Regions from separate parts of the Homo sapiens genome. Here all the other regions are linked to region 3. A link is a loop called in an ENCODE intact Hi-C map of the cell type or tissue named here. Cell type or tissue: mammary epithelial cell. All regions are shown on one strand.

What was found. A loop is a pair of places that touch in the nucleus more often than their neighbours do. Peaks named below come from ENCODE experiments on the same cell type or tissue, not always from the same donor. Only the 100,000 strongest peaks of a DNase experiment are listed, where the experiment ranks them.
Region 1: a loop joins it to region 3, with 14 times the contacts of the local background. A loop is called at or near these places in 18 of 110 quality-filtered maps.
Region 2: it touches region 3 in a loop (27-fold over the local background); 11 of 110 quality-filtered maps call a loop at or near these places.
Region 4: it touches region 3 in a loop (8-fold over the local background); 14 of 110 quality-filtered maps call a loop at or near these places.
Region 5: a loop joins it to region 3, with 7 times the contacts of the local background. A loop is called at or near these places in 15 of 110 quality-filtered maps.
Region 6: it touches region 3 in a loop (17-fold over the local background); 4 of 110 quality-filtered maps call a loop at or near these places.
Region 7: it touches region 3 in a loop (12-fold over the local background); 12 of 110 quality-filtered maps call a loop at or near these places.

The regions. Positions count from the first base shown.
Region 1 is chr2:233,447,214-233,451,213 of GRCh38, reverse strand. It overlaps DGKD (diacylglycerol kinase delta), which reads right to left. Exons shown (of 30, transcript NM_152879.3): 13 at 3,033-3,127; 14 at 2,839-2,938; 15 at 1,838-2,111; 16 at 1,083-1,232; 17 at 164-292. Among named protein-coding and RNA genes, the nearest start is that of DGKD, 95 kb to the right of the region's middle. RefSeq lists an enhancer at 1-519. In mammary epithelial cell, CTCF peaks have their summits at 1,961 and 2,787 (motif pointing left); no DNase peak of the experiment used is centred here.
Region 2 is chr2:233,402,907-233,406,906 of GRCh38, reverse strand. All of the region lies in intron 3 of DGKD (diacylglycerol kinase delta), which reads right to left. Among named protein-coding and RNA genes, the nearest start is that of DGKD, 50 kb to the right of the region's middle. In mammary epithelial cell, a CTCF peak has its summit at 2,481 (motif pointing left); no DNase peak of the experiment used is centred here.
Region 3 is chr2:233,709,746-233,713,745 of GRCh38, reverse strand. All of the region lies in intron 1 of UGT1A8 (UDP glucuronosyltransferase family 1 member A8), which reads right to left. The region is part of intron 1 of UGT1A10 (UDP glucuronosyltransferase family 1 member A10); the gene reads right to left. All of the region lies in intron 1 of UGT1A9 (UDP glucuronosyltransferase family 1 member A9), which reads right to left. The region is part of intron 1 of UGT1A7 (UDP glucuronosyltransferase family 1 member A7); the gene reads right to left. It also overlaps UGT1A6, UGT1A5 and UGT1A. RefSeq lists enhancers at 135-635, 636-1,136. In mammary epithelial cell, a CTCF peak has its summit at 2,138 (motif pointing right); a DNase peak (open chromatin) is centred at 2,165.
Region 4 is chr2:233,491,099-233,495,098 of GRCh38, reverse strand. USP40 (ubiquitin specific peptidase 40) reads left to right here. Exons shown (of 32, transcript NM_001365479.2): 25 at 1,548-1,674; 26 at 3,838-3,932. Among named protein-coding and RNA genes, the nearest start is that of USP40, 74 kb to the left of the region's middle. In mammary epithelial cell, no CTCF peak of the experiment used is centred here; DNase peaks (open chromatin) are centred at 2,138 and 2,788; H3K27ac peaks cover 2,362 bases.
Region 5 is chr2:233,478,235-233,482,234 of GRCh38, reverse strand. USP40 (ubiquitin specific peptidase 40) reads left to right here. Exons shown (of 32, transcript NM_001365479.2): 31 at 938-1,032. Among named protein-coding and RNA genes, the nearest start is that of USP40, 87 kb to the left of the region's middle. In mammary epithelial cell, a CTCF peak has its summit at 1,611; no DNase peak of the experiment used is centred here.
Region 6 is chr2:233,831,137-233,835,136 of GRCh38, reverse strand. MROH2A (maestro heat like repeat family member 2A) reads right to left here. Exons shown (of 42, transcript NM_001394639.1): 39 at 3,597-3,728; 40 at 2,858-2,960; 41 at 2,493-2,558; 42 at 1,719-1,999. The coding sequence ends at 1,878. Among named protein-coding and RNA genes, the nearest start is that of HJURP, 21 kb to the left of the region's middle. In mammary epithelial cell, a CTCF peak has its summit at 2,150 (motif pointing right); DNase peaks (open chromatin) are centred at 2,196 and 2,496.
Region 7 is chr2:233,555,426-233,559,425 of GRCh38, reverse strand. USP40 (ubiquitin specific peptidase 40) reads left to right here. Exons shown (of 32, transcript NM_001365479.2): 5 at 2,407-2,571. Among named protein-coding and RNA genes, the nearest start is that of USP40, 9.4 kb to the left of the region's middle. In mammary epithelial cell, no CTCF peak of the experiment used is centred here; a DNase peak (open chromatin) is centred at 1,925; H3K27ac peaks cover 1,493 bases.

The DNA.
Region 1 (4,000 bases), 260 kb after region 3:
AAAAAAAAGCACTTTTCATACAGTCGTGTAAATTTTTCAATTCCACCTATCTTTCTCAGGGGCCTGTAAACTCTCCGAGGGCAGCGAGCCCATCTCTTTCAGTTTGACGGGACCAGTGTTGTGCTAGGGCCCCCACCAGTCCCTCCTGCTGGCCGCCACTCACTTGGGTACAGGATCTTGGTGTTGAGCGCAGGCAGGCCGTCCCGGCTTCCCGGCTGGGGCGGAAGGGAAGCAGAACTGCCTAGGGACAGACTCCCTTTGCTGATCAGCTTTTCACACGGAGATTTCGACACTGTAACAACACAGCAGAAAACCTTACAGCTGTGTGGAATAGAGACTGTGAAATCCTGGGGGGTCCTTAGCGACACGAGCAGGTGGGAGGGCTGAGGAGGGAGGGCTGCAAACCACAGGCAGTTGCGTGAAGTGTGTGGGACAAAGAAGGGGGCGGAGGACCGAGTGGGTGCACATGTTTGGGGGGCTGGGCTCATGGAGAGGTTAACACAGGCCACAGGTGGCAGCGCTGGAGGGAGGGGTGAGCCCAGTCAGTCCGGGCTGTGGGAGGCGGAGCACACACACAGCAGAGCTCTCAGTGGTGGCCATGCAGTGGCCATGGGTCAGTTCTGAGCATGGGCCTCCCAGCAGCCTGCACAGGCTGGGGGTGCCCTCCACCAGGGCCTGCGCTGTGGGCTGTTCCAGGAGGGGCAAGGACAAAGAAGGCCCACGCTCACCCACCCGCCTTCCCTCTGCCAGACACAGCCCCTTCTGAGCAGTTCTGGGGCCCAGTGTGGTTCCAAGGAAGCAGTGAGGGCAGGACGCAAGTGCTCCTCAGGGAGGCAGTCCTCGCCCTGATGGAGGGGGTCTCGCGGGTTCTACTGCTGTCCACCAAGACAGACCGCACACACCCACCTCAAGGGCGCGCACAGGAGATGCACAGAAACAGGCCTTGGGCGCTCAATTTTTATGTAACCAAGTGGCCAAAGCAACTATGAGAAAGTGCCCTAAAACCTCCCCTGGCAAGCCCGCTACGTCTCACCAAAACCAAGCACACGACGGTGCGCAGAGGGAGGTGGAGGCACAAGTACCTTTGCGCTGGCTCCTCCCCTTGGGGACCCCGAAGCTCTCGCTGTGGGACAGTGGTGGGCACACTCTGTGGTCCATCTTCTCCTCTGACTCAGAGAGGCCCAGGACGAAGCCCTCCTGCTCCTGGGTCTGGGCATTCTGCTCATCGACAGCTGTGCAAGGAGAGTGTGTGCGGCTGAGCACGCGGGTGCAAAGCCAAGGGCGCTGTCAGGCTGGGTGGAGGGCCCCTCATCCTCACCCCACGGCCTGATCTTCCTCAAACAACCTCTGGCTAAAGGCTTGGACTCCGAAACCCCACCCCCACCCATCTTCCCCCTGGTCCTGGCACTGGGGCAGGGCGTCCCTGCTAACAGGCTGGGAGGTCTGGAACCCTTGCAGGGGAAGGCAAGGGATGCAGAGGAGCCTGGCGCAGGCTGGAGGGCTGCAAGCGGGAGGAGCGGCTGCATGGACACGCAGGTGTGCGGGTGTGAGGCCGTGACCTCAAGGCTCTCACGGGAGTGAGACGCTTATAGTGAAGTCAATGAGGGCCAGGAAAGAGGTCGAGGGGAGGCAGCATGAAGGGGTCTGAGGGTGTGAGAGGAGGGGTGGAAGGAGGGCAAGCGAACTCGTTGGGGGTCTGGTGCCTGGACATGGGTGGAGAGGGCCGCAGTGGAGGTTTTCTCAACATGCACCCTTCTGTCATCTCCGTGTTCAGGGGACGCTGGGCATGCCCAGTGCTGGCCTGAGGAAAGCCCCTCCTCATCACAAGGCCAGTTACCTTTTTCTGTGTGTTCTATGATCTGACGAATTGCTTTCTTCAGGCTGTTGGCTCTCAGCATGAGCTGTTCTCGAGGCCGGAATATCTGCGGCCGGGCCGGGCAAGCTGATGCCACCAAGCGGTCTCCGGTGGAACCGCAGATGCTGCCCGACCCATCTCCATCTTCAGCCTCCTCGGCAATGGTGGGGGGCGGGTTGGGCAGAGAGGACGAGGCCTGGGACTCATCGTCCAAGGTCTTGAGAAGGGAATCCAGCTTCTCTTTCAGGACAGAGCACTGAACAAGGAAAGGAAATGGCATGCAGAGCTGAGGCAGGAGAACAGGGTCTGCAGGCAGGGAACCTCAGGCCATTTCACCCAGACTTCCTAGAACTCGATCAAAAGGAAAATCCTAACTCTCCACGCCTAAGTAACAAAAAGACCAGAGGCTACTCCCTTTGCAAATCCCCACCTTTCCCGCCCTGGCAGGTGGGAAATTGGGGAAATTGGCTGTCCACAACCAACCATACTGATTGCGAGCTGAGTCTTAGTCTGCATAGAAATGCAACTTTGTAACTTCACCTTAGCCTCTGATTGGTTGCTTTTTGCAACCAATCAGATGTTTGCACAGGAGTGTGACCTTTGTAACCACTTCAGCCTCTGGTTGGCTGCTTTCTGCCACCAATCAGACTGAATGCAAGCTACCACTTCATTTACATGAGGTGAGCATGAAGTGGCCAATGGGATACTTCTAGGGGGTATTTGGACCCAAGAAGATTCTGTGTCTGGACCCTTGAGCCGCTGCTCGGGCAGCTCCCACAGTGTGGAGTGTACTTTCATTTTCAATAAATCCCTGCCTTCGTTCTTTGTTGCTTCATTCTTGTCTTCCTTTACTGTGCGTTTTGTCTAATTCTTTGTTCAAATCACCAAGAACCTGGACAACCTGCAGTCACGGCCCTCTGCTGGTGACAGAGCAAGCTTCTCGCTGCCTCAATGCCCCTCCCACCCAGGGCACGGGAACAGACCTTCTTGGCCATGACCTCTGACTCCTCCGAGCTCTCGGTCGTCTTCTCATAGGCCTTCCCCACCCGTGCCACGAAGTCCTTCACCGTCTCACAGAGCACTCTGTGGGGAGAAAAACAGAAAGACCCTTCTAGAGAGGCAGCTCCAGGCTGGGGGCCAGGGCACCATGCCCTCCCCAGGGCCACCAGGCACTCACTTGGCCGAGGAGATGACCACCGAGTGCTGGTCCGAGGTGAGGATTTTAGAAAGGTGGGCTGCAACCGAGTCTTCATAGAAGAGAATCTGCTGTACCTGCAATCACCCCAAATGGCCAGGACTGTTGGTCTCTGTGACAGCAAGCTCCATGACAGTCCCAGTGACTCTGTCAGCCACTTCCTTGCCAGCACAAGCTGGGAAAGATGAGTCTCTCCTAACAGACACTGTCTGACCCAGCCAAGCCTCAACTCACTTCTAACGCTAATCTGGGACTCACCTAGTGCTAGGTGAGAGATTTTAAAAGCTTCGTCAAGCTGCAGGCAAACTGCAAATGAATCTCCTTCAGTCTGCGATCCCAGCACGGCCTGTGCTAGGAGCTTCCGTCCTGACCCCTACTCATCCTGACAGCGGCATGCTGGCGGGTCGGCTCCAGGTTTGGGTCCGTTTGCAGCAGAGGCTGTTTCCACCTGGCTGTGAGCCCCATCTGGACACACACTCCTGCCCCCACCATCTGTTCTGGCTGTCAGAAGGGCAGCCCTATCCCTGTGGGATCCCTGCTGTCCTTAGGACCCAGCCCCAGGGTCGCAAACTTCACTACTGGCCAGACAGCGAATATTCTGGGCTTCCCCCACACACTCTTCCTCTCAAAAAAAAAATTTTTTTTTAAAAAAAGGAAAAATAAAAAATGTACAAACCAGTCTTCGCTTGCAAGGCCGTGGGCCCAGGCACATCTGGCCTGCAGGCCTTGTTTGCTGACCGTTGCCCTAGCCCCTGACAAAAGCTCACCTCTTTGTACTACCCCACCCAGCACTGCACCAGCACAAAATAGAAACTAAAGACAAAGTCTGTTCTCTGAGGGAAACTGTAGGAGCGTTAAACACAACAGTAACAATCACCAAATGAAAAGAACCACCAGCTGGACTAGAGGAGCCTGAGCGAAGGGCAGCTGCAGACGCCACAGAGAGGTGG
Region 2 (4,000 bases), 310 kb after region 3:
CTTCTCTCTGCATAACATGGTTATTCTGATATGATTATTTCAGGGCAAGCATCCTGAGAGCTATACGGTATGAGCACATAACTAAAGATCAACCGGGAGGATGTCCGCAGAAGTGCCATGTCACACTTTGGAGAAGTCATACAAGAGCTCCTCGTCTGTTCTGTGCCATGGACCCCTTCTGGCAGTCTGGTGAGGCCTATGAACTCCTTCTCAGAATTTCTCTAAGTGCCAAAAATAAAATACTTATGATTACAGTGGAAACCAATTTTAATACAATATAGTCATATCCACAGACCGCTTTGAGGGGGCCATGAATCCTGGTTATGAACTCCTACCAGGCAACACACTTTCTCCTCTCCTCGTCTCCCCGTCCAACAACAGGAGACACAGTGGTGACTAGCACCTCATAGCCTCTTAGACTAGAAGACTCACATTCTGGAAGGGCTCGGTCGACCTTGCAGAATGACCATACTCACCAAGGACTACTTTCTTTGGTGTGAAAGAATAAAACCTTGCCTGTTCACACCATTCTTATTTGTAGCTATAGGGCATCGAATGATGGCCTCCAAAAGGTATGTCCATGTTCTAATCTCTGGAACCTGTGAATGTGACCTTATTTAGAAAAACAGTCTTTGCAGATGTAATCAAGTTAAGGATCTTGAGATGAGATCATCCTGGATTATCTGAGTGGGCCCTAAATCCAAGGACAGGTGTCTGTTTAAGAAAACAGAGGAGAAGACACAGAAGAAGGAAGAAAAGGCCATGTGGAGACAGAGGCAGATCTTGAAGCGATGCAGCCACAAGCCAGGGAATGCCTGGAATTACCAGGAGCTGGGAAAAGCAAGTCACAGAGTCTCTCCTAGGACCCCAGCCCTGCCAACACCATGATTTCAGATGTCTGGCCTCCAGGAATGTGATAGAATTACATTTCTTCTGTTTCATGTTATCTGATAATTTGCTATGGAAGCCATGAGAAACTAATACAGTAGCTAAACCTAACTCTAACATACACTACCTTCATGATATTCTACCAGCATTAAATATAAACTGCCCTTTATATATGCAGTATTATATAGCTATTACACATAAGCAGCCCTCTAGACATGTGTCTTAGTCTGTTTTGCGCTGCTGTAACAGAATACCACAGACTAGATAATTTTAAATGAACAGAAGTTTATTTGCCTCATAGTTCGAAAGTCTAAGAGCATGGTGCGGCATCTGGTGAGGGGCTTCATGCTGCGTCAAAGGTGACAGTGAGAACAAGGGGGAGGAGATGAACTCATCCCTTTATTAGGAACTGACCCCTACAATAACAGCATTAATCCATCCCCAGAGCAGAGCCCTCCTGGCCTGATCACCTCTTTTTTTTTCTTTCTTTTTTTTTTTTTTAGACAGAGTTTCACTCTTGTTGCCCAGGCTGGAGTGCAATGGCACAATCTCGGCTCACTGCAACCTCCGCCTCCTGGGTTCAAGTGATTCTCCTGCCTCAGCCTCCTGAGTAGCTGGGATTACAGGCATGTGCCAACACACCCAGCTAATTTTGTATTTTTAGTAGAGACAGGGTTTCTCCATGTTGATCAGGCTGATCTCAAACTCCCGACCTCAGGTGATCTGCCCGCCTTGGCCTCCCAAAGTGCTGGGATTACAGGCGTGAGCCACTGCACCCAGCACTGATCACCTCTTAAAGTTTCTACCTCTCAATACTGTTGCACTGGCGCTTCAGTTTCCAACACATGAACTTTGGAGGACACAATCAAACCATAACAACATACATATCTTAAATTTAATTTTCACTTGGCTCATAATAAAAACACCCTTTATTTTTGATCCCCATTATTTGGCCAATCCATTTTCCTGAAATTTAAAAATAAACCAAGGGCCGGCCTGTCCTTTTTCTTCACTCTGTTCTTACATGATACCAACAAGTATTCACTTCTCACCTTCTGTCTTCTTTCCAAGCTGGTTCCATTCCTGTAAACCAGCCCCATCCCTCATGCAAGTGTGTACTCAACTCTTCTTCTACCACCTTCCATACCTGGGGCAGCTCTCTACCTACCCTCCACCCAACCTCATTCCAGGATGTGCCACTGGAACAGCAGACGTTCACCCAATGTCTGCTCACATGTCTTCCTCCACCAGCTTAGCCATATAAGCCAGAGTCCCCTGATCTGTCCACTTCCCTTCAACAAACCCAACTTCTTCTTGATATTGCTTTTTTAAAGTTATGTGACATGCCAATCCTCTAGAGATTCTGGAGGCTTAGGATATCTGAAAGTTCAAATGATGATCTATCTAAAATGGTGTAAAGTAAATAGAAGCTGAAATACAGAAATACTCAAAAATAAAGCTGTAAACCAGAACCAAACTAGAATCACCCAAAGCAGGAGGAAGTTTTGTCTTCTCAACTCTCAGGGCAGGTAACAAAAAGGAACCCAAGACCAAACCAAAGCAGCTCCTGAAGGGCAAACTGCACCCTCTCCTGGGCAAACAGGGCTCAGCATGGAAGCTGCTCTGCAGGGGAGAACAAACTCACCTCCCTAAATGTCCCTCCTGTGATCTGAAATGCACATTCTAGCATTATCTCCAACAGGAAAAACTGAAACATTCTCAGTTCCTAATGCTGCAAGAGTGAGCAAATAAAGTTTAACTGATCAGTGATGACACATCTACACAATGAAATATCTGCCACCATAAAAAACGATCATTACAGAGACTCATGATATGGGGAATCTTATGATAAAACAGCAAATAAAGCCAAAATACAAAATTATACATGTATATAACACATGTAAATTATACATGTATATAACACATGTAAACACAAAATTATACATGTATATAACACATGTAAAATGTAATTTTGTAACACAAAACACAAAATTTAACTTTGTAACACAAAACACAAAATTATACATGTATATAACACATGTAAAATTTAATGTGTGCCTATTAAAAAGTCTGAAGGGAGGAAGGGCGCAGTGGCTCACGCCTGTAATCCCAGCACTTTGGGAATCCAAGGTGGGCGGATCACGAGGTCAGGAGTTCGAGACCGGCCTGGCCAGCATGGTGAAACCCCGTCTCTACTAAAAATACAAAAAAATTAGCTGGGTGTGGTGGCACACGCCTATAATCCCAGCTACTCAGGAGGCTGAGGCAGGAGAATTGCTTGAACCCGGGAGGCAGAGGTTGCAATGAGCCTAAATCGCGCCACTACACTCCGGCCTGGGCAACAGAGCGAGACTCCATCTAAAAAAAAAAAAGTCTGAAGAGAAACATGAAAAAAGAAAACAACTGCAGAGCTACTGTGGGAACATTTTCTCCCTATTTTACTTTTATTTTTATTTTTGAGATGGAGTCTTGTTCTGTCGCCCAGGCTGGAGTGCAACGGTGCGATCTTGGCTCACTGCAACCTCCACCTCCTGGGTTGAAGCAATTCTCCCTGCCTCAGCCTCCTGAGTAGCTGGGATTACAGGCGCCCACCACCACATCCAGCTAATTTTTGTATTTTTAGTAGAGACAGGGTTTCACCATGTTGGCTAGGCTGGTCTTGAACTCCTGACCTCAGGTGATCCGCCTGCCTCGGCCTCCCAAAGTGCTGGGATTACGGGTGTGAGCCATCACACCCAGCCCATTTTCTCCCTATTTTAAATTTCCTTTAAAATCATTACTAAGATTCAAACACTTTAAGAACTAAGTTAACAAATGAATCCATACAGGAGGACTTGTACCTGGAAAGCAGGCACTGCTAGTGTGTCACATGAACAGACACTCCTACCACCTATTTCCTGGATGTCCCCGACTCCCTGACTCTTCCCCAGTCCTCTCTGCAAAAGGGACCCGTCCCCACATCCAGCTCTCATGCCGCTCCTCAGAGAAGCTTACCTCCCCTCCCAAGGCTAACCACCACCACTCTAACTGTACTTTGTACCTTCTTCCACTCTACTTATGACAGGGCACTAGAACTACTTCTTTATATACTGTTAGAAGTCTCCCAGAGTAG
Region 3 (4,000 bases):
CATGGCTGACAAGATCCACCACTGACACCTCTCTCTGAAAAAGCTCAGAGGCAAGGCTTGCATAAGGAGCAGAAACAGCATGGCAAAGGTAGGACAGGGCCAGAGGGTAGAGCATGTTCTTGACCCTTTGCAGGAATGTCATGTGGTCTGAATTGGTCGTTAGTAATCTAGGAATATAGGAGGAAGGGTTTGGACACTGTGTGCCCTTAAAGTCTAAATCACATGGAATGTTCCTCAAGAAAAACACAGCAGGAATCGACAGGTACTTAGCCAGCACCGCCGCGCAGAGGTGAAAGGGGTCTGTTAGAACCACATCAAAGGAAGTAGCATGCAGGTGCCTGATCAGGGCCTCATTATGCAGTAGCTCCACACAAGACCTATGTATGATCAAAGACATATTGTTCATAATTGCCATTCTTCTAGAAAATTTCATCAGAAGATGTTCTGTTTCAAAGAACGATTGAGTGTGACCCAGCAAAAGGCGATCAAATTCGTCCTGGGTCCATGAAATGGCATACGTTGTCAGGGTGAAAAAGTTCTCTTCTTTGATGTACATATTCACCTCCAGGGTGAGGACCACCACCTGGTGGCCTCTCGCATGGAGGTCCCGCAAGGCCTCCCGCATGCTGAGCCAGTGGCTGCCATCAGTGGGCACCACCAGCACCTTCCCACTCTCAGCCCAGGGCTGGACACTGAGGAGAAGCAGCAGTCCTGTGGCCAGCTGCGGCAGGGGAACCTGGAGTCCTGTGGCCATCTCAGCAGAAGCCACCGACAGCTGACTGTCCACCCCACGTTGTGCCTCCTAGAATTGTTTCCTTCGTCTTAATTACCTTGTCACTGAGACACCTAGCAAATCAACATGTAATTGAAGACAGAGTGCCCTCCTCCAGTTACTTATTACCCGTTAATCTATAATTGTCTTGCATTATGGGCCCCACCCTGGGAAAGACCGATCACTCCTATCTTGAAAAACTCATCTGACCTTGCGCTCGCTCTGGGGAACATCCAAGTTCAAGCTCTTGTTTCTCATTCAATTCCCAACACAAGGCTGTGAACCCCCATTTCATGTCACTGTCTCCTACTTCTCTCTTAACCACGTTTATCAGGCTGCAGCTGAGGTCTGAGGAGTCACCATTGCCCTAGTCCCCAACCATATGGTCTCTGCTGGATGTGACCCTATTTGCTAACTCTTAATACTCTTTCTTCCCACATATGGGTAACACAGCACATCCAAAATGCAGACAACATTGCTAAGCCAGCTTTCTTTAAACAGGGAGTGGGGAGGCTGGCTATCTGGTTTTGGTCGTTTTTCACACCAGGATATTTCTTGTAAAGCTCAAAGAGGACTCTCTCTGAAGTGGCTGTCAATATAAAAAAAGCTGCAGGGAGGCTGAGCTCAAGATGTGATGATCAGATTCTTGGAAAGGCTTTGTTGAGGATTCTCCATCTACACCATGGAAGAAGAGGTGCTGCTGTCTAAAGCACACATGTGCAAGACAACCCTAGCAAAGACCCATGGTGGGTTCAGGGAGCTCCTGCTCACCAAGGGACCGGGGGAGCTGGAGCCTGGCCTCAGATCTTGCACAGTCTGAATTCCTCTTCTGAATGCTGAAGGCTCCAGTCTTCTGCAAGTCTGCTTAGAGACTGAAGTGTCCATTCATCCAGGCCTTTATTTCATCCTGAAGATTATGGTCAGGCTTTTTTCCAAGTCAATCCAGCACCAAGTTCTGATAAGAATGGTTCCTCCAGAACAGAATAATTTGTGGGGGCTCTAGTTCAAATTTCAAAATGGAGAATTAAACGTGTGCCTTTCTAATGGAGAGACCCTGAGCACTCACAATGGTCTCACGCCCATGAGACTCGTCCTGCTCCAGAAAGTCACTCATACTTGTGCTTGGCAAGATTGCTGACGCCTCCTTGTCCTGGTCGCCCCAGGATGATGTGGGCAGGCTCTCTGGGCTGTGCACACTTTCTATCTCACTTCCTCTGTGTCTACATGCCTGGCCGTGTCTGCCATTGCTGGTGAAGCTGAGGCTTCCCTTAGGGAGGAAGTTACCCCCATTAGAAATCCACATTGATAATAGATTCCACCTTTGGACAGAACCCATGGGACAGGCAGCGAATGGAGCTGTCCACCAGAGGGCGCAGGCAGGAAGGCACAGAGAAGGCAGGCCTGCAAGGGCTTTGGGAACTCTCCAGGGGAGGATGATTCCCGGGGAGTTGTGAGGACACAGAGCGCTAGAAAGGGATTCTCAGCTGTGGGTGCAACATCTCAGCCTCTGAACTATTCCTCCAACCCCCTTAAAACTGTATGCATCCTAAGCACCCTCCTGATGAGCCCGGGGTGAGGGTGGAACACACCTGGGAGGGTGCTCTCACCACATTCAGGGGGCTCCCCTGTTCTATCTCCATGCAGTGGTGTTTTGTTTAGACACCAATGTCATCTAATTTCTACTCCCACGTCTAGGACTCCTAGACCCTGGGGAGGCCCATGTATCTTGGAAGATGGTGGTGCCTTCAGCGACATGGGAGCACTGGGGAGAGCAGGACTGTGGGGAGGGAGTAGCTCATATTCCTGGTGCCCAGGAAATAGGAGGAGCAGCCCAAGGCATCAGCTTCCAGGGTCTGGAGATGAGGAGGGGTCTGGGCTGCACAGATAGACTTGGAGCCATCAGCATAAGTGGTGATTGAAGCCATGGGTGTCAGTGAGGTCACCCCAGAAAAATTCAGAGATAGAAAAAGGCATCCAATAGCCTGATCTGAATGATTGTATATTCCCCTCTGCCAATCTCAGAGACATAAACAAAGACCTAAACAAAGACTAAGTGGTCTAAAGACCTCTTTCCACCCAAACCTACAAACTTAAACTGTTTAACTTTTTTAAAAAACATAGAAACAAATCCTCCCACCTTTTGGTAGACAAAGATTCCTTAGATAGGGCACGAGGGGTACAAAACACAAAACGTTTGCTAAAATTGACTTAATCAAAACTTGCAACTTTTGCTCCTTGAAAGACGTTGTTTTTTAAAAAATGAAACAAAGGACACCACACACCAGAAGTAAACAGAAACACAACTATCTGACATAGCACTTGTATCCAGAATATGTAAAGAACTCACTACTCAAATATAAGAAGACAAACAAACCAATAAAGGTGTGCGGAAGATTTTGAAAGGGCACCTTTTAAAAGAAAACAGGCATATGATCAATAAGCACATGAAAAGATTATCATCAGTCATAAGAGGAATGCAAATTCAAACCCAATGAAATTCTACTACACACCCATTAGGATGGCTAAAATGTAAAAGACTAAAAATAGCAAGTCTTAGCACAAATACAGAGCAGCCAGAACTCTAATGCGTTGCTGTTAGGAATGTAAAATTGTATAACTGCTTTGGAAACAGTTCGACTGTTTCTTATGAAGTCATACATACACCTACCATGCAACCCAACAATCCCACTTTTAAGTATTTACCCAAGAAAAATGAAATCTCAGAAACACTCGTACTCGAATAGTCATAGCAGCTTTATTCATAATAGCCAACAACTGGAAACTATCCACATGTCCATCAATAAATAAATGCATAAGCAAATGATGATATATCTATACAATGAAATGCTACTCGGAAATAGAAACGAATGAAATATTGATACATGCAACAATGTGAAAGGATCTGAAGAGACATTATGCCGAGCCAAAGAGGCCAGACACAAAACAGTATACCTGTGTGTTTTTCATTCATAATTGTATGATTCCATTCAGATGAAACTCTAGAAAAGACAATTCTGTTATCCAGCAACAGAAACCATCCAGGGTTGCCTAAGGTGAGGGGAGGTATTAGGTGACTGAGATAGGACAGAAGGGAAGTTACTGGGTAATGGAGTGCTCCGTGTCTTGAATGTGGTGATGGCTGCACAGCTAAATAAAATCATTACAACTCAGAAATGTATCATTAAAACGGTGCACTTTATTGCATGTAAATAATACTCCAATAATGTT
Region 4 (4,000 bases), 220 kb after region 3:
ACCAGTCTCTTTTTGAAGAATATTTAGGTCATTTCCAGTCTTTTGTTGATACAAGTAACAATGTAAAAAATATATTTATTTTATATATTTATTTATTTATTTATTTTTTATGTGTGTGTATATATATATATATATATATATAAATATATATATATATATATATATATATATATATATATATATGCCATTTTGCTTGTATATGAGTATATCTACAGGATAAATTCCTAGAACTGAAATTGCACAGTTTTTTTTTTGGTTTTTTTTTTTTTTTTTTAGAAAGGATCTGACTCTTGTCACCCGGGCTGAAGTACAGTGGCATGATCATAGCTCACTGCAAGCTCGATCTCCTGGGCTGGGACTACAGGCACACTGTGCCTGGCTAATTTTTAAACATTTTTTTATTTTTGTCTTGCTTTGTTGCCCACACTGATCTTGAACTCCTGGGCTTAATCGATCCTCCCACCTCAGCCTCCCCAAAGTACTGGGATTACAGCTGTGAGCCACCAAGCCCAGCCAAAAATCTTTTAAAGAGGGTCCTTGAAGTTGGTTCATGGTTTTTGGTCCCATAAACAATTTGTAAGAATATTCTTGCATATGTGGCTTTCTATGCATGCACTAGTATATCAGAATGTAAATTCCTAAACGTGGAATGGCTGGGTCAAAGGACTTGCACATTTTAAAATATGACAGGTACAGGCAAATTATTCTACAGAAACTTCTCAGCAGTTTATATTCCTGCTACCAACTTACAAATGTTCAAGTTTACCCATATTTTCACCAACATAATTTTCTGGTTTTTGACAGTCTGCTAGGTGAAAAAAAAAAATGGAATTTTGTTGTTCTGATTTACATTTATTTAATCGAATGAAGGTCAAATATTTGTTAATCTTCACTAATCTGATAAACAGAAAAATATTCTAATGCACATTTCTTGAACTATCTATTTAAAATGTTTTAGGTGGTTAATTTTTATTCTCATCTTCTATTGTTGGAAATTAAGTGCTGCAACAATAGCACCTTTTATCTCTTAATAAACCTGTTAAAATTCTTCACTAACAAAAAATGAGGTGGGAAGAACTAGCTAAATAAGTAAAACTGAAATTACAGGGTATGTATAAGACAATGGGTTTATTTCCTTTAGTTTGTATCAGAAACCCATTAGATCAATGGGCTCTTGCATCTGTGTGATAAACTGCACTGCTGGGACTGGTATCCTGGGCCAGCAGTGCTTGGACAGCGCCTGGAAACGCTGGTATAGTGTGTTCAAGCAAATGCATTGTTCTTGTTTATGCTTCTCATTTATATTATCTACTAAGATACCTTTAAGCAAGGGATATTTAGTCCAGTCACCCCAAAGTCTGATTTTTATGATTTTAAATTTTTGATTGTAAAAACAAGTATAATTTATGACAGTTAATAAATCTAAAAGGAAAAATGATAAGTTCAAGAACATCTTAGGTCATCAAGGTGTTTCTTTCTATGGAAGTAAAAGTAGAGTTTCACTTAATCTTTGTAATCACAGCAGTTAAACATGCTCCATTCTTCAGGGTTTCCTGAAGGTGCCCATCTGGTGGTACCAGCTTCAGGGTCCCTCAGGACACTGGGAGAGTCATCAGGACCAGACCAACTGTACTTCGTCTTGGGGCAGAGTTTGGAGAGCCACTTCCAGCCAAGGTGAGAACAGAATGGGATTTCAGCAGCCAGTGCATCATAAAGAGAAGTAAATTGACTGCCTGTGCTCTGAGAGTCAATTGATATATTTATTTTTAAAACGTAAGATCTTGAAAATCAAGACCTATTAATTTCATAAGTCATTCCAGACATCACATAATAATAACACTGTGCCATTTCTGTACGTGCTCTGTAACCTCTGTAAAGCACTATATATCTTGTTGTTTATTATTATATCAATATATTACACTTTCCAAAGACTTTTATGTATCATCTCTCAAGATCCTCAGGGCAACAGGGGCCCCATTTATCACCACGTACCAGAATATTGAGACTTCATCCAATTCTAATGATGTCATTTTAGCCCACAGGGGCAGAGACCAGGAGTCCACATCCTACATGTCTTCCAATCTTTCTGCCTCAAAACCCTCAGGAACTGCTTCTAGGGCATTTGATATCATCTCACTGACTTCTGAGAAGGAACATAGACAAGTACAAGCATGTTGTCTTACTCAGCACTCAGCCGCACACATCACGATGGGCAGAAGTCACTATCAGTGAGTTCTGTTGCCCTTGTACAAAGAGGAGTTCCACTTCATTATAAAGAAATGGAGCGAGTATATTTTTAATAGGCCCAACTCTTTAGCTATGTTTTTCTTTTTATCAGGCTTTACTTATTTAGTTTTTCTAGTGCCTTGAAGTATATTACTTATATTTCTTTTTAATCTTTTCAGCCTCAGTAATAAAATTAATATAAATGAGTCAAATTCTTATCTCCTTATTCTTTGAAGTTAGGATTATATAGAGAGAGTAATGTTGAATGAGCTATAAAATTGGCATAAAGTTACTTTTTAGTTGGGTTACAGTAGTTCATGTTAACTAATGCTAAAAATGCCTTGGTGATAGAATTCTAGTTACATATAGAATTGGATATAGATTGTAAAAGCATGTTTAATCAGTATGTTTCTACGTGAAAAGTAAATAAAAGGTTCTTTTTTTGGTAATACATCTGTACACAACACATGGGAAATGCACTCATGTGTCACTTAACAACATGAATATGTTTTGAGAAATGCATCGTCAGATGATTTCATCATTATGTGAACACGGTAGAGTGATTTACACAAACCTAGATGGTAGAGCCTCCTACACACCTAGGCTATGTGGTGTAGCCTCTTGCTCATAGGCTACAGACCTGTACAGCAGCTTACTGTATTGAATACTGAAGGCGAATCATAACACAGTGGCAGGTGTTTGTGTATCTAAACAGAAAAAGGTACAGTGAAAATACAGTATTATAATCTTATAGGATCACATCACATGTGTGGTCTTTGACCAAATCATTATGTAGCAGGTGATTATATATTTCATTCTTTAGAATTTCCTAAAATTATCTTTCCGGTAGTGTCAGCCTGTAATTTCCTTAAGACACAAGAGGAACTTCTCATGCACTTAGTTGACTTCTAATCTCTCTGTAATTTCTTGCTATGCATTAGTGGCATGCTCAGCAGTAAAGACAGTTAAGGCAAAAATAAGTGAAGACAGTCTAAATTTAGTTGCCAGCTTTTATATTGTTTTTGATGAGAAAGCATTGTGTTTTTCCCTTTTTTTAAACAAACTTGGAAAGGCCTTCTTATTGTCAAGATTTCCTTATAAATAAACATTTATTGGGCATTTACTATGTGGCACCCATTGTACCAGGAACTGGGGAGACAAGATAGATGGCCTGCCTCCTCTTGAAAATTCTGTTGTTTTGAGGAGGCAGATTAAACGCCTGCACACAGACAGACAGACACACACACACACACACACACACACACACACGAGGAACAGGTTGGGATGAGTGTTATGATGAGGAAACAGGAAGCTAACATACAGAATGCAGCCAGCATATCCTACCCAAAAAGTCCTCTTTGAGGAAGGAGAGAATGTGGAAAAGTACATTCAAGGTAGGGGCATAAGTGTCACAGACCTCTTGGGAGTCTGCCGACAACATGTCCCTGCCTGCTTACCTGCCAGACAGGGCCTCCTCATAAGACTTGGATGCAGAGGCTCTTGAGTGGAATTTTAATAACCTATTTACAATATCAAAACATGGCAATGTATTTCAGAAACACAAAATAAGTTTCAAGTTCCTTGTAAACATCCCGCTCTGTCCTTTGGAAGGTGCTTCTGGGAACGAGCCTGCGCAAGTTTCTCTCCTCTACTTGGGAGACATAGAGATCTCAGAAGATGCCACGCTGGCGGAGCTGAAGTCTCAGGTCAGACTTCTTCCTGCACCATAACTTAGTGGTAATGTGGCTTCTTCCAGTGAGATATTAATATATTC
Region 5 (4,000 bases), 230 kb after region 3:
ACAATTTTTAAAACTTGTGTCATGTGCAATTTACTGGAACAGAAATTATAATATTGGCTTATCATATGAGTGTATTAGAATAGAGATTATAATACTTGACACGACATGTTCCTAGCAGAGGCGGGGCACTGAGAAGTAGCCAGACCCTCCTGCAGAGCCTGGTTAATCTCTCAGTCATTGAAGAGTTTAACTGTGATGTCTAGCCAGAGCCAGCTCCCCACCTCCACACCTGAGAATGCAGCCAGCGACCTGGGCAACCCCCAGCACGAACCCCGCAGACCCTGCGCTGTGTCTTTCCTGACACGCACTTCCCTTCCTGGGTGCGCCCCTGAGGCGTCCTCCCTGTGGACAGCATTTACGGAAATAACATGCGTGTGGAAAACAACCTGCGAGTCCTGGGAAAGGGAGGAGGCTTGCCCAGTCACGGGAATGCAGGGAGCAGCCTGTGTTTGTGAAACCCTGCAGTTAAGGCTTGCAGGAGATGCCAAGGAAGTAAAGCCAAGTTCATGCCTCTCAGAAGCTGGGGCTGGCTATAGAAATACAGAGGCGAGAACAGACTGACGGTGTCTATAAAGTAAACAGCTGTGCTTCTGGCGCGGCGATGAGAGATCCGTGTGCTGATGTGGATGATCTCTGTCTTCATGTTGCCTGGTAGCCCTTTAAAGTCCCCCTGTTTGGCCACTCGCAGTGGAAGCTTCTGGAGCTGAAGGGAAAGGTCAGATGGCTGGAAATTAATTTCCCTTGTGGAGCTCTTCTTGCCACCCCCGAGTTTGTTTTCATCGAGCAAGAGGATTTTTTTTAATCAGTTATTCACCTAGTTTATGTAAATTTGAATCTGTTCTTTTGTCAATATAGGTAGTTTTTTAGACATGCCTCTTTTAAATGTAGGCTAAAAAGATGTCAGAAAACACTGCTCATTACTTCTTTTGAAATGTAGAATCTCCTGATTGACGACGATGATGATTTCAGTACAATCAGAGATGACACTGGAAAAGAAAAGCAGAAACAACGGGCCCTGGGGAGAAGGAAAAGGTAATTGCTGGGGTCTGCACAGATGTGCAGCTGACAGAGCCCTCTCTGACTCTCTCTTATTCCTGCTTGGAAACTGAGAGGGACCGGAAACTCTTGTTGATTCAGAGTGCACACAAAGCACACCAGTGTGGCGGGTCCTTCTCCGCCCCCTGCGTTCTTTCCTCTCCTTGAGTGCCTCCTCCTGGAGCTTTCTGTGGAACAGGTGAAGTCCACGTGAACTGCAGAGGCACGATGAGGAGCCCGCAGATCCATGGCCCCCCGGTCCCCCTCCTTCCTCCTCACCCGCAGCCTCACCCTCTGCCTGGCTCTTGGCTTTCCCTTCAGGTTCCCACACCCTCAGGTCTCCAGAACCACCCCGTCTTGCTGCCACCTCAGCCCTGCTGCGGGCTCCCTGTCCTTCTCCCGCTCTCTCCAAGGTTCCCGAGAGCCTGGCCACTCCAGGGGACGCTGCTGTGGCTTCAGGGCTGCTACCCCACTTCCTCCAGGACACTGCCTGACCCCTGGCCGCCAGGACTCCGCTGCCACAGGCCATCTTCTACCTCTGCTCAGGACTCCTTGCCTCTCTCCCTCCTCCCAGCTCTGGCGCCGCCTGCCGTTGTCTGGCTCTGCACTTACTGCCACTGGAGGAAGCAGGTGCTGCTTGCAGTCAGGCCAAGCCACAGGCTCTGTGCCCAGCCGGCTGTCTTCAGGCCTCCAGGCCACACACCCGGAACTGGGGCGTGAGGCTCAGTTCGCACTGCTCAGCTCACCACCACCACAAGTCCCAGGACCTGCCCGTGGCATCAGCTCCATGCAGGCCTCACCAGAGGCCCCCAGGCGTCCTCATCCTCCCCCACTCCCCGACTCACGGACTCTGGGTCTCTCCTAAATCTGCCTTTTGTCCTATTCTGACTGCTTCTGCCCTGGTGGATTTCATCTTTCCCTGCCCAAATGACTGTAGGAGCCTGATCTGGCCCCGCTCACCCTAATCCCCTTCTTCTGCCCCTCAGTATCTTGGCTGCCCGTGTGCCAGGGACTGCATGCCCTCTGCCACTGGGGGCGTCTGGGGAAGAGAGGTCCCAGGTGGAGGTGGCAGGGCAGGTGAGCGTGACCTCGTGACCATGGCAGAAGTGGGGGTTCGAGCGTGGTTAGAGGCTGCTGGAGGGTGTGAAGGGGGACGCGTTGACATGATCACTGGCTGCTTTGTGGTGAGTGGATTCTAGGAGGTAGAAGTAGAATCAGGGAGCCGAGCGAGGAGACTCCCTGAGTGAAGATGGAGGTGGGTAGGGACTGTGTGAGCTCCGCAAGCAGCACGGCCCCTGGGCCAGGGCCCCTTCCTCTCTGCTCTCCGGGGTCTGGGCTGCTTTCCGGACAGCACTGTCCCGTGGCCTTTGCTGACTCCCTAAGGGCCCCGGGAGCCCCAGGATAGCAAAGGACCTGTGCCTGGCCTCACCCCCATTCGCAGCTCTGCAGCCCTCAGGTCCTGGTGCCCTCAGAGACCTGGGATATGGGAGAGGGGCTGCAGCGCTGGCTGCTTCGGGGGTTTTCCTGTTTAAAGGTCAGACACACACACACACACACACACACACACACACGTAAAATTCTATACGTGTCTAATACATAGACACTAAAATACTGTTTTCCAAATTTTTTTTTTTTTTTGCGACGGAGTCCCACCTTGTCGCCAGGCTGGAGTGCAGTGGCACGATCTCAACCCACTTCAACCTCCGCCTCCCGGGTTCAAGCGATTCTCCTGCCTCAGTCTCCCAAGTAGCTGGTACTACAGGCGTGCACCACTATGCCCAGCTAATTTTTGTATTTTTAGTAGAGACGAGGTTTCACCATGTTGGCCAGGATGGTCTCAATCTCTTGACCTTGTGATCAGCCCGCCTTGGCCTCCCAAAGTACTGGGATTACAGGCGTGAGCCACCGCGCCTGGCTCTGTTTCCACATTTAAATGTGATGCCACTGACTTCATCAGACTTCTCCAAGCATCCTCTCTGTCAAAGCCTTAGTTGTCACCAGGGCTGTTATTTGGAGACATCCAATAGTTCCCCAGGCCCTGGGAGCTCCATTGTCATCTGTGCTGTTTGAGATAGCACATTTTAAAAATTCATGGTGCTGTCACTGAAAACCTCATCTTAAGCCTCACACGTGCTGTTTGCACAACAGTAGACCACTGGTGTCTTCTGAACACCGTGATGTAACCACTTACTATATTGTTTTTCATTTTTTTTTGGAGTTAATAGTGTCACGTGCTTTCAAAAGCCACCAAAGAGGTTCACTGAGAAATCTCTGCACCTCCCTCCCCAGGTACACAGCCTCTCCTAGATGGGCCAGCGTGACCGTCACCTGCATGTCCTTTCAGAGACCTGTGTATAGGGGCAGAGAAGCTTTCCTTTCTCTTTTGACCAGAACTTTCTTGGTAACCTTGCTGTTTTCATGTACCAGTGTGTACTCAGCTGCCCCGTCTCATGGTGGGAGCGTGGTGTCCTGATGCATGGGTAGACCACAGCTTAGGTGACTTATGCCCACCTCACACACTTCCAGGCTGTCGCCAATCTGTCACCATCACAGTGAATAACCTTGTATATTCACCATTTTGCAGTACAGATGTGGATATATCTGTAGGACAGATTTCTGCAATGGAATTGCTAGGTCAGAGGGTATGGCTGTAAACATTATCTGCAAATAAGAAAAAGACAACCAATCCAATAAAAATGTAGGTAAAGGGTATGAACAGTTCATAGAAAAGGAACTGCAAATCGCTTGCCAGCATATAAAAATATGCTCAGCCATTCACTCATGATAAAAGAGGTGTAAATTCAAGCTACTCCGAGACAGTGCCACATGCCTATTGGCAACACTAAAGTGGGAAAGACTCGTGTGTTGAGGACGCAGAGTCACTGGGGCTCTCATCCCCTGTGTGTGGGTGTGGAATTGGCACAGACACTTTGGAACTCAGGACAGTACCTCCTGCTGCATCTGC
Region 6 (4,000 bases), 120 kb before region 3:
TGCTATGGTTCGGATGCCATTTGTCTTGAAATTTAATTGCACATGTAATTGTTAGGGGGTGGGGGCCTAGTGGCAGGTTTTTGGGTCATGGGAGTGGACACCCCATGAATAGATGAATGCCCTCTTGAAGGAGTGAGTTCTCACTCTCTGTGAGAGCGGGTTGCCTTTGCACCTGCCCACTCACCTTTCTGCTTTTCCACTGTGTCTCGAGATAGCACAAGGCCCTCACCAGAAACCAAGCAGATGCCAACATCATGCTCTTGGACTTTCCAGCCACCAGAATTAGGAGCTAAACAAACCTTTTCTGTATAAATTACCCAGCCTTGGGTATTCTGTTTTAGCAACGCTAAACATACTAAGGCAGATAACTTCCTCCTTTTTTCTGGCTTCTGCTGTTACTTTTAAAAGAAAAACTACCATACTCTCAGGATAAAAAAAATACTGTACTGTCTTAAATTTTGCTCTCTCCATTTAGGTCTATAAACCATCTGGAAATGTTTCTGCACAGGCATGGAAGGAGAGCCAATTGTACAGATGTACAGCTGCCTCCTTGTACTCTATCGAATGGTGCACTCTCCCCACTGCATCAGTGGTGTTCAAGCTTGTTTAGCAGCAATACTCTTTATCACTGGGCAGGAAATCAAGTCACCATTTGCTCCACAAAACAGTTTGAAGACCACTGTTCCAGAGAAGGCTTTAGCACGGGTTGGATTTTGGACAGCATAGCAGCTCTCTCCTGTTGATGGGACCCCGGATGGTGAATTCCTTTGGCAGTTGGACTGGGAACAGTTTGGAAGTCCTGGTTTACCTGCTCTGGGGACACCTAGACTATTCTGATGGCCTGAGCATAGCAAAAGCCTTCCCCACACTGCCCCTCTCTTCCCCTACATGTTCTTAGACATGGGGCTAATTTCTCCTTTTTGACCAGCAGCCAAATTCTGTTCCAGGCCTCACTGGGCTCCAGTTGCAACAGTCCAAACTTAACTTTGGTAACTTTAAGTCGCAAAGGGAAGGGCCTGGAATAAATGTCAGTTCCTCCATGCGGCCTTTCTGGATTGTCTCCAGACTTGCACACCCACCCTCCTGTGCCACTGTAGCACTTGCACCCTGGCTGCAGTCCTCCCTCTGATGTGTGTTGTGGTTAGGTGCCTTTCCCTTTAAGAAGTGTCCTGGCCTGGCACGGTGGCTCACGCCTGTAATCCCAACACTTTGGAAGGCCAAGGTGGGTGGATCACGAGGTCAGGAGTTTGAGACCAGCCTGGCCAACATGGTGAAACCCCATCTCTACTAAAAATACAAAAATTAGCTGGGCGTGGTGCTGCGCACCTGGGCTGAGGCAGGAGAATCACTTGAACCCAGGAGGTGGAGGTTGCAATGAGCCGAGATTGCGCCACTACACTCCAGCCTGGGCGACAGGGCAAGACTCCATCTCAAAAAAAAAAAAAAAAAAAAAAGAAGAGTCCCTGGAGACAGATGGGACACTCTAGGCCTCCCCTCACCGCTTGGCACAGTGCCTGGCCTTAGGCACGCTGTCAGCATGCGTGTGGATGAACTCCGAGTGAAGACACAAAGCTAGTTTCCGACCCTTTGGGCCAGTGGGCTGTCAGACAAACGTACTTGGGGGGAAATCGGAAATGAAGTGGCTCATTAAGGCCAAAGTTCCCTTTGCCTCATTGTCTTGGTTCTGGGCTGTCACCACCTTACAGTCACAAGTCTACTCCAACGACAGTGGAGGTTTATTTCAACGGAAGGAAACAAAAGGATACTAGTTATTTTACAATAGTGTTTTTCCTACAAACTAAACTTCTTACAAACTAAATTAAAAAGGGCTTGCATTTGGCACTAAGAAGACAGTTTACGTCTTATGTTTGGACCACCTAGGACATTCCTTGGGGTGAAGCCAGAAACCCATGCTGACTACAGCTATCCAAGACTGTGAGCGTCTCCAGGGCTGCCCTCCTGACCCCGGGATCCGGGTCCAGCTGTAGTTCCTGGAGGGCTGAGAGAGAACACAAAGAGGGAAGGTTCAGGCCCCGCCCAGTCAGGACCACATGCTGCATGCCCTGGGCAGTGATGGCAGGCAAGGGCCGCAGAAGGTGGGCAGGGGCAGACGGGGAAACTCCTGTGTGGGAAAGCAGAGGACTGCAGGTGGAGCTGTTTCAACACACATCATAGCTCTCAGGGCTTCAGTAACCACCCTAACAGGGACAGAAATCACCCACAGAACCTGATAGCAGCATCAGGCCAAAAGCATTTCATAAGAAGCTATGAATGGGAGAAACAGCCCAGGGAATGAAAGGGACTCCACCCATCAATAGCTGTCGTCCTGGAAAGGCCTCCCCAGGTGCATCTCTCTGCCCTGGTTGCACTCCCACCCCCCCGAAACCCCACAGCAAAGGGTCCTCTGGCTCTTCCCTTGAAGCAGTTTCTCTAAGCTCCCCTAGTGAGTTGGTGAGTCGTGGACTCAACATCTAACACTCTCCACTACTCACAATTCCGTAATGCTGGGAAGTCCAGCTTTTTCAGATAATGTGTAGACATCTGCTTCATAATAATTCCTAAAACAATAGCCAAAGAAATGCTCATCACGCGAGTATTAGGTCAGCAGGCAAGTCGTCCTGTGGTTTACTTACTTTACGTTATGAGAGCATTGATGAAAGATTTTGTTGAGCCCACGTTGGCAGGGAGGAAGCCAAAATCAAAACGGGATAGAAAGCACAGTGCAGGGCTTAGACCTGAGCTCTGGTCTCAGCTTGCCACATGCCTCCCACTCATGATCCACCCTTCCCCCGAGTGCCGGGGTGGACTAGAGGGCCTTCAAAGTCTATCTTGAGTCAGGAGACGTCTCTCTGCTCACCTGCCAAGTTGCAAGCAGCGATTCTGATTCTTGACAAGTTATTTTTAACATAGGCCATTGTTTCTAGCAAGAAGCGGTAGAGAACAGCCGGCTTTTTCCGAGTCTGCAAAAAGTAAGTGATACACACAGCTTTGGAGGATGAGACCCTGACAATGGGCTGTCATTCATCAAGCGTGTTCCCATCACCAAGATGCATCAGAGAGGGCAAGCGCCCATCCCAGCGTCACACAGCAGGTGAGTAGCTGGCAAGTGAAGGACCACTGGCCACCAGTTATATTTTTCATATCCCATCTGACCAGAGAACCTGTGCTGTCCAACATGGTAGCCACAAGCCATGTGTAACCCTGCAGCACTTCAAGTGTGGCTGGTCTGAATTAAGGTAAAGTGCCCCCTGGGTTTTAAGATGGTACCCCAAAAATTGTAAAATATCACAATAATAGTTTTTATACTGATTACATGTTGAAATGATCATGTTTTAGTTATTTGAGTGAAATAAAATACATGAAAATTAGTTTCACCTCTGCACTTTTCTGGATGTGCCTACTAAAAGAAACATCAGACAGCTGAAATAGGCACATGACTTGCCTTCTATTTCTGCTGCACAGTGCCGGTCTCGACATGGCATGTGTGGAAGGTAAACATAGGGCCCCAAGAAAGAGCTGTGGCAATCTCGACCCCCCAGCTCCAAGCCAGCGTGTGGCCACCTGGGACGGGCTGGTTCCCCCTTTGGCTTCCTCACCAGGATGGAGCACATGGTTGTCTGGAAAACGGTCATCTTGTCATCAGTAGCGGTATCACTTGGCCCTGAGGGATGCTCCAGGGACTTCCAGCCCCAGAAGTGCACACACTGAAACATGGTAGCCATACAGGCCTGCAGGGACACAGGACGGCAGCAGAGCCATCAGCCAGGCCACGTGGTTCCCCAGAGGGGTGAGGCTGGCAGGAAGCCAGAGGGCAGCCCCAGAAAAGCCTCACCAAGCCAAAGAAAGGCAGGGCTGGTGGCTCCTGGGAGGCCACCTGGGACCTGGGCCCCTGCCAGCTTGAACATGGCTGCAGGTACATTTATAGAAAGCCCCTTGGGGGCAGATGCAGCCCCACCCGCCCCCTCAGCCAGCACCTTCGTGCCCTCAGCAGCCCTGCCTG
Region 7 (4,000 bases), 150 kb after region 3:
CAATTACATTGTAAGTAAATTTTTAAAAATTCTTTGTTTGTTATGTGCTTTGTGTTTGAATCCACATGTTCTGATTTGAAGGTTTGCTTCAGTCAAAAAAGTGAAATGGTTCTTGGCAGGTCTTTTTATTCCTGTCCTGACTTTCTCCTGACCTTCTCCATTTTCTTTATGAATCTTGTTGTATGTGGGCTTTCTCTCACTTTCCTGTTTGAGTTCTAAAAGGCATTCTACTGTATACGAACACTACACACTTGTCAGCAATGAGTAAAGGTGCTTGTTGCACATATTGATGAGCTGTTATAGCTATACAAATCCAAACAAATCCCAGTCTACCATTTTTATATGGAATAGATGGATGTAATCCTGCAAAGACAGGTATAGGCAACTGTCACAGAAGTTAAAGAGCAAACGATAGGAATACTGTTATATTGCCTTTAATGGTAAACTCTGAAGGGTAGTCTTCTAACCAGGAACACTTCTTAACTAGGTGATACTAACTATGTGATTAAGGAGGTAAGGCATGGACTTTCAAGCAAAATGGGGTATAATACATTCCCTAAACAAGTATGTTAAATTTCTGGTGTAGGGCTGGTATTTGGCGTTAATCCGATTAACAACAAAAACAAACAAACAAAAAAAACACTGTATTGAGATGTAATTTACATGCCACAGAATTCACTCTTTTAAGTGGTACAGTTCAGTGGTGCTTTCTAGCATATTCACAGAGTTGTTCAACCATCACTACAATCAATTTTAGAAAATTTTTACCACCCCAAAAAGAAACTCCATACCCGTTAGCAGTAACTTTCCATCCCCCTCAACTCAGCCGCTGGCAACCACTGACCTCCTTTCTGTCTCTATGAATTTGCCTATTCTGGACATTTCATAGAAATGGAGTGATCCAATAGGTGGTCTCGTAACAGTCTTCTTTCACTTAAAGTACTGTTCTCAGGGTTCATTCATGTTGTAGTATGTGTCGATACTTCATTCCATTTTATTGCCAAATGAGATTCTATTAGATGGATATGCCACATGTTTTTTGTTTTTTTTTTTTAATCTAGTCATTGGTTGATAGATTTTTCTTTGTTTTTGATAATGAGCTTCACTAAGTTGCTGGTTTCTTCTTAATGCTGTGAAAATTTTTTTTGTTTTTTGTCTAAATAAGATCTTGCAGAAAACCCTCTAGGACTGGACCTGCAGTGGTAGGAGAAGGTCTCTGTGGTACCTTTGCGAAGTGTAGGATTGTTTAGGAACAGAGCTTGAAAACTTCCACAAGTTTTCTATCCCATCATAGCCAGTGATATTAGATAAATTACATCCTTGAGGGTCTTGTATTTTAAAAGGCAAGATAGAAGTCCTCCAGCTTTCATCCACTTTATCTGCTGCTCTTCACACAAAACTTTTTTTTTTTTTTTTTTTTTTTTGAGATGAGGTCTCACTGTCACCAGCCTGGAGTGCAATGGCATGATCATAGCTCACTGCAGCCCTGGGTTCAAGGCATCCTGCTGCCTCGGCCTCCCAGGTAGCTGAGATTTTAGGCATGAGCTATTGCTCTTGGTTGAAACTTATTTTTGAAATTGTCTTCCCTTATTGCCTCTGCTTCTGAACTCTCCATTTGTTCCTCTCCTTCCTTTCTACTTTTTTGGTTGAAGTCAACAGTGACATCCCTGTGCCAAGTCCAGAAGACACTTCTCTGTTCTCAGCAGAAGGAGCTCTCAGCAGCACTCACCACCCTCCTTAAAGCCTCAGCTCCTCCTGCTTCCTGGGGCCTCACTCTCCTGGCCCTCCCCCCAGCTGCTCTTCCTCCTCTTCTCCACTTCTCAGTCTTGGTGTGCCCCTTGGTTTGGTTATAAATTTTTCTTAAGCACAAGTTCACACACAACTGCGTGACTCATAATGGATTAAAGCAAGTTCCATCAGGATTTTTTTCTCAGTAACACTGTGTTAGTCTTGTTTTAGTTGTTTTTACTTCAAAGCAGTACATTCTAGTTCTTTTCTATTGTTGATAATTCGGACTATTCACATGTGCTCTGATCTCAGTGAGGTGTTCCTGTGCAGACACTGCCAGCTCTTAGACACTGGTCTGTGCCTGGTATATCCCTCTCTGCTTTCTGTGGCATGGCCATGTGTGTGGTTTCCCACAAGAATAAATGCACATTCTGGGTGTCAAAGGAATTGAGTTACATGTACACACTGAACCCAGCCTGTTCATATTTTCATTTTTTAGTATAAATAAAAATAGGTGGTAATCTCTTAACCAGCTCAGCTTGTTTTGCTGAGTCATTCTTATATCTGATCTTCAGATTGCTTGATAAATCTTGAGTTTTTATTGACTAATGTTTGTTTTTTTAATGTTTTAAAAAATCTGAAGCCCGGAATTACATCTAAAAGTTACCTGTTTTGTAGGAAATGAGGCAACATGATGTGCAGGAACTGAATCGAATCCTCTTCAGCGCTTTGGAAACTTCTTTAGTTGGGACCTCCGGTCATGACCTCATCTATCGTCTGTACCATGGAACCATTGTTAACCAGATTGTTTGTAAAGAATGTAAGAACGTTAGCGAGAGGCAGGTAAATATGCCAGAGTATTTTAGTAATAAGTTATGTTGTAAATTATAATCCATGTAATTAAATGTATGATATATACCACACAAGGATTAAAGTGTTTATTACTAAAAGTAATTTATTGAGTTTTTTTTTCTTCTAACTACACCTAAATCATGAGCCTATAATCCAGATTTCTCCATGTAGATTGAAAGAAGCAAATATCTTGAAACTTAATCTTTTATTCAGTACCCTAATATTTGGAAAATAGATTTGGGGGATATTTACAAATAGAAGACTGTGGCCTCATGTGAGAAGCCAGTGTCATCATGGTTGGAATATTGTAAAGAAAGTTAATTAGGGAGGTAATAAAAATAGATAATACTGAGGACCAAGGAGTGTTTAATTTGACAAACATTTGTAATTAAATATGGGATTTAGTTTATTAATATTCTTCAGAAAGTTCATTTATATATGTGTGCTTATGTTTATATATTATATATAAAGCTATTGTAATCCTATGTTAATTAGTATAACCTTCAGTTCTTTGTAATGACACATATTGCCCATTTAATCTAATTGGAAATTAGAAATTGGAAATTTGCTCATGTAAATGTAATCCTGTTTGCCCTACAAATCTTATATAGTCAATTATCACTGAATTCATCACTGATCCTTTAATAAAAGGCTGCTTTTGTTATTTATGCCAAGGAAGTTTGTGTATTTGTATCAGGACAAAATTACCATTTTCTTTTTTTTTTTTTTTGAGATGGAGTCTTGCTTTGTCGCCCAGGCTGGAGTGCAGTGGCACGATCTCAGCTCACTGCAAGTTCCACCTCCCGGGTTCACGCCATTCTCCTGCCTTAGCCTCCCGAGTAGCTGGGACTACAGGTGCCCGCCACCATGCCTGGCTAATTTTTTGTATTTTTTTAGTAGAGACGGGGTTTCACCATGTTAGCCAGGATGGTCTCGATCTCCTGACCTCATGATCTGCCCACCTTGGCCTCCCAAAGTGCTGGGATTACAGGCATGAGCCACCGCGCCTGGCCCAAAATTAGCATTTTCAAAGGTGTTAATTGCTTTCTTGAAAATAGATGTGTATATAAAAATATGTGATTTTCAGGATGCTGAGGCAGGAGAATCGCTTGAACCCGGGAGGTGGAGGTTGCAGTGACCTGAGATTGCGCCACTGTGCTCCAGCCTGGTGGCAGAGCAAGGCTCCGTCTCAAAAAAAAAAAAAAAAAAGAGTGATTTTTTAAGTTTGGAAATAATTAAGATGTTGCGTGTGTCTTTGAATTACTACATGCTTGACTTAGCTATGATGTAGTAAATCAGAGTATTTTCAAAACAACATATGTAAGGCCATTATAAATTAAAGACATTAACTTTTCACGTATATATTATAAACCATATACTGTATAAATGTTACTTTTGGTACTTGAAATCTTCACCATGA